2 separate regions of the Homo sapiens genome follow, and region 2 is linked to region 1. The links are chromatin loops, found by intact Hi-C in ENCODE. Cell type or tissue: GM12878. All regions are shown on one strand. Links, peaks and the distances in the headings refer to the core of each region. The heading gives the core; the rest is flanking DNA.

Region 1 (2,822 bases), core at 222-2,721:
CTCCATTTTTAATTATTTTTATTTATTTATTCATTTATTTTTGGAGACGGAGTCTCACTCTGTCGCCTAGGCTGGAGTGCAGTGGTGCAATATTGGTTCACTGCAACCTCCACCTTCTGGGTTCAAGCAGTTCTCCTGCCTCAGCCTTCTGAGTAGCTGGGATTACAAGCGTGCACCACCATGACCAGCTTATTTTTGTATTTTCAGTAGAGAGGGGTTTCACTGTGTTGGTCAGGCTGGTCTCGAACTCCTGACCTCGTGATCCACCTTCCTTGGCTTCCCAAAGTGCTGGGATTACAGGCATGAGCCACCGTGCCTGGCCTTTTTTTTTTTTTTTTTAAGAGATGGAGTCTTGCTTTGTCACCCAGGCTGAAGTGCAGTGGCGTTATCATAGCTCACTACAAGCTTAAACTCCTGGGCTCAAGCCATTCTCTCACCTTAGCCTCTCGAGTAGCTGGGACTATAGGCACATGTCACCATGCCTGACTAATTCCCCCATGTTCTTAATTCAGTTTTTCTACATTAACCTCTTTCCCTAGATTCTTTATAGATATCAGTATTTTAGTAAGTCTAGTGTTGTGTGCAAGTAAAATATATACTATATTCCAGCACAATTCAGACTCTCAACTTGTTCATCAGTTCATAAACCTCGCAGGATTAAAAATAGTTTAGCCATCTGCTAACTGACCAAACAATTTTAGTATTGTGAAAGGGTGTGGTAGGAAAGGGAGGTATAGGGTCTAGGTATAATGTCAGAACAAGGCTCAGTGCAGAAACTACCTTGTGACCTCTTAATACTGAAACTTAACAGTCAGTTCAAAATTAGGAAGAGATTTGGTGGAGGTTAAGCATAGGAGAGTCCTGACAATAGGGGATTTCCTAGATTAAAGTGACAGAATTTCTTTCAGCATTAATATCTTACTAAATTTTTTTAGAGATAATGTGTTTATAAAGACATTAATTCTGTGAAAGTTATCATAATCTATAATTTAAAATACTATGTAATAGATTTCTTTATATTACTAAAGAAATTAATTGGCCTTTTATATTTTACTCCTTAACTAGGAAAACCAGTAGATTCCCAGACATCGCGAAGTGAATCTGAAATTGTGCCAAAAGTTGCTAAAATGACTGTATCTGGAAAGAAGCAAACTATGGGATTTGAAGTGCCTGGGTAAGACTTTGAGTACCTCCCTCATCCCCACCCCCACCCCCAAGTTTTTGAAATCACTGTTGCTTCTGTAAGAAAGAGACTGTTTCAATTTCGCATAATATATCATTAGCACTGAAGTATCATATATCCTCAGTATAACATAGTACAAAGAGACAAAATGAGAAATTAGGCTTGATTCTGGCCTTATCTTGTGTGTATTACTTACTCTACCTCACTGCCAGTTTTCTTACATAAATATTTTATAGCTACTTTAACATAAAAAACCCTATGATTTTGTGAAACCTAGCACTGTGAGATAGGGAATTCTTATACCACTAGGTGGCAGAGGTAACCAGATTTTGGAGTGAGTCCCCGAATCATGGAATCATTAATTAAATTTTTTAATAACTAAAATATTTTTAAACTCTTTTGGATTTTCATATTGAATAAATTGGACCATTGTAGCAAAGACGTAAATTGGACCATTGTAGCAAAGACATATGATATGAAACATATGTAGAATTTCAAATATGTAGTGAAAAATGGAAATAAACCATACCTTGGTAGCACTTGTTTGTTCTTATCAAAGTCTCTAGAATCCTTCCAGGAGTTTTTATAGACAAGGGAAGTGAGTTGCTTTAAAGCCATTAATTTTTAAACTCTAAAATTTTTCAGAATTTTCAATTGTTACTTATAAATTATATGTATTTTGTCTGCCAAAATGATAAACGCTGTTATCAAATATAAACAATAGGTTTTTACTATAAACAATAGATTTTTATATATATATACTTTTTTTCCTTTTTTTTCCTCTTTTCCCAAGTTATATTTTTTTAAAAATATAAACCCAGGAACCTTATTTATTTTTTTTTTCCTTACAATATTCTTTTGTCTAAACTAGTGAGGTATTATGAGTTTTGGTTGGGAAGAATGTTTATCACCTAGTTCAATTTTTGGATTTTATAGAAACAAGACTTTATTCACTAGATTTCAAAGTCAGTGAAGGAAAGGACTCCTTATCTAGGACATAGTAGGCATTCAGTGTACATTAATTGAATGATTGGATGAATGAAAAAGTTAATTTTTATCATGAGTAACTTTAGCCTGTTAAAATAATTTAGAATTCTGATTCAGTCTCAAAAAGCTTCGTGTATGCCTTTTTTCCTTCTGAATTGGGATTGAGTTGTCAGAATTATAATTGCCCTTTTTGTCCTTATTCTTGAGTACCATTTAATTCTATTATGGGATTTTTACATACAGAGAGAGAGAGAGGGGGGAAATAAATAGAATACACAATTTATTGTTCTAAGGATTTTATAATCTTAGTACAAAAGATTTTTCAGAAGTCTTAACATGCAAATGAACCCAAATTAATGTATTATATTAGAAGTAAATGCATAGGTATCTAAATGAATAATTATAAAGATAATGGGTAATAAATGTATCAATAAATAATGTGCATAATTTTTGAAAACTCTGTAAGTACAATGCAGGCCTTTCAGAATTTTATGACTATATTCTTTGTGAGGCCAGGGACTGTTAATGTTCATCACTGTATTCCTTTTACAGAATAGTTATTAAATATTTATTGCTCAGAATCCTTGGGGAAATATGTATTATTTTAAAAATAAACTTGCAAATAACATAAAGGTAAAAAATCCACCCATGA
Region 2 (2,822 bases), core at 189-2,688, 160 kb before region 1:
GTAAAATACAATGAATATATTCAAGTTTTCGTTTTTTAAAGGCGAGAGTTTCCATAGCAGTCATTAGATTCATGAAGTTACTGTTGGACCCAAAAAGTGAGGAGTCACTCGTGTCTTATTATGTGCCATTTTGTAGAATCAACCTAATTCTGCCTTACAGAATGAAGCTGAAAGAAGTTCAACTAATTTAAATCTAGTTCTAAACAACTATTTCATCCATAAATGTGAATTTGATGGAACCATAGTCAAGTATGTTATTTGCTACATACAAAGATTGGAGACAAATCTAAGTATTGTATTTTATAATTATTAAAAATTAAATCGTGTAGTTTTCTGCTAAAAGTCAGAAACTTCTAGTTCAAAGAATTTGCTTTTAAAATGTAGTTGTTGATTTCCAAAAAAAGATGAAACCTTGTGTAAGATTTTGGTATAAGAACGTTAATCTTTTCCTCTCCCCAGAAATACACATTAAACTAAAGAGAATCAGAATTCTAGTCATAAGCTTTTATTTTTTGCACTTGAAGAACTGAAAGCTTTCTCTGTTTGTTATTTTCTGAAGGAGGGGGTTTCCTGTGTGTCTTTCTGAAGTTCTGGGGATCCCCTCATCTTTTCAGTCCTAGGCACCTTTTTCTTCATATTGAGCATCCTTTGAACCAATAAGAGTGTCTGTGGCCACGGTATGCCATCCCCTGGCAGAGCGATCTGCGTTTTTTCTTGACTGAATCAGGGTGCTGCCTCCTGGTATAAGGCTTGAGGTATCTCCAAGTGCTGACTGCAGGGCCAGCCTCAGAAGGAGACAGAAACTGACTGATTTGAAGGCATGAAAGACTGGATTCTCAGCTGCACTTATCATATTCATGATGTCTAAATTTCTTTCTTTCTTTTTTTTTTTTTTTTTTTTTTTTTGAGACAGCATCTCATTTTGTCACCCAAGCTGGAGTACAGTGGTGTAATCATGACTGTCTGCAGCCTCGACCTCCTGGGCTCAAGTAATCTTCCCACCTCAGCCTCCTGAGTATCTGGGATTACCAGCGTGAGCCGCCATGCCCAGCCTGAAATTCTATTTTAAAAAATGTACTACTTTGAAGTTTTTCTACTCCTTTTCTTACTATTATTAATCTAATATTTTGGCTAGGGGCATTCGGACATCTATTTACATATAAACGATGAGAAAAGAGGTTGGTTCGTGGGTGCATGAGAACCTAGGAGGGAACAGTTGGGGCGGGTTCAGCATGGGAAGCAGGGAAGTTCTCCCAGCATGAGCTTTGGCTGAGCCTCTTCCAGGAGGAAGAGCCCAGGGCTTGATGCTGCCGCTCCTGCTGCAATGCCAAGAATGGCCACTAGGGAACTGGGCCCACTTGTCAACTTGCCTTCTACCCAAGTTGGTAATAAAAAAAGCCTAAAACCTGCGTCCGTTTTTCAAATCATTGTGGAGTAAAAGATACATATTTCTTTTATGCTGAGATCTGGAACTTTAAAAAATCACAAGTGGTGTTTTAAATGTATTATTAATGCAGAACACTTTATTATAGTTCAATAAAGAATTCTATGTCTCCATTACACAGACTAATGACACCTCCAGACATAGTTATAGTAATTTTCCCAGCTGATACAGTTTAATTAATGATATAAGGACATAATTACATGTTTCAGTGATCTTTCACATATTTACAGGAACTGCTGTAACTAGCTTAATTAGAGTAATTACGTAAATAGCTGATAATGCACAACAAATTACAGGAAAAAATCTTCTATAGTTTGGTGTGTTCAATTTCTAAGCAAGCTTATAGAAGGAAAACATTTACATCTTGGGATAAAATGTAAGACTATGTGGCCTCTAAATTTTGTTGTTCCTAACCCAGCAGAACATAACTGTTGGAGGTTTAACAGTTAACTTGTCTTCCTTTTGTAGTTCTGTTGCAGACCTCATGTCAGTTGTTGGTTGTGTTCTATGAAATTGCTCATTCTGCTTTGCCACTGGCTGAAGTTTCATGATGAGTTTTTTTGTCATGTTGGGTAGTTATTATATTGCACTCACTGAGAACTGGAAAGGGCGCTTAGGGAAAAGGTTGACAAATCTCACACCTCTTTTTCATTTCCTTTCTTGTCCTTTCTTTAACTGATATCTTCTGTTTCCTTCACACTCATACACAAAGATGTTTCTTTGGACTGTCCTTTAAGCACTCTTTCTGTAGTTAAACACATATTTGTAAAGACTACAATTGATGTTCTCCTGTGGAGTTCTAGTTCTGGTTACCCACCACTCAAGTCCTTTCAATGTTGTCTTTCTCATTGAATTGATCAGCCTTTGAGTCCTTAGAGAGAAGCAAGAGCCCCTTTTTAAGTGAAATAATGCCCCTCCTTAATCAGCTGGTGTGTTTCCATTGGCTGACATCAGGCACGCCCTCTAACTTCCTTTACTTTTGCAGACTACTAGATCCATATCTTGGTGCTTCTTGTGGAAGAAGACCTAAGGAAATCCAACTGAGCCAAAAGAAATATCAGCCTTATGTAGAGGATAGGGTCAAATTTTAATTCCAGTTTGCTTAAATCAATGACTCATCGTTTTGCACATTCATGCTCTGCCTAATTTTTCTGTCTTTTACCTGCCCTACTTTCTGTCCTGCTATCCCACAGCATGAGACCTCTCTGTTGGTCAGGCCAGACTCTTGACTGTCCTGTGAACACACTTCTAAATCCATGTATTTATTTCCTTTTTGTCTTCCTTTTTACTGGATTTTACCAGTTTTTGAGCCCCTCTTAGGTTTACTTCCTGCAAGAAGCCTTTCATTTCTAATCTCATTGATTTTTATCTTCCAGGA

Evidence for each region. Peaks named below come from ENCODE experiments on the same cell type or tissue, not always from the same donor. Only the 100,000 strongest peaks of a DNase experiment are listed, where the experiment ranks them.
Region 2: a loop joins it to region 1, with 8 times the contacts of the local background. A loop is called at or near these places in 1 of 110 quality-filtered maps.

What each region holds. Positions count from the first base shown.
Region 1 is chr6:135,001,086-135,003,907 of GRCh38, reverse strand. It overlaps HBS1L (HBS1 like translational GTPase), which reads left to right. Exons shown (of 18, transcript NM_006620.4): 5 at 1,066-1,174. Among named protein-coding and RNA genes, the nearest start is that of MIR3662, 23 kb to the right of the region's middle. In GM12878, for the core only: a CTCF peak has its summit at 1,471 (motif pointing right); a DNase peak (open chromatin) is centred at 767; H3K27ac peaks cover 1,613 bases.
Region 2 is chr6:135,161,370-135,164,191 of GRCh38, reverse strand. No RefSeq gene overlaps it. Among named protein-coding and RNA genes, the nearest start is that of MYB, 19 kb to the left of the region's middle. RefSeq lists an enhancer at 757-826. In GM12878, for the core only: a CTCF peak has its summit at 1,324; a DNase peak (open chromatin) is centred at 677; H3K4me3 peaks cover 503 bases; H3K27ac peaks cover 2,500 bases.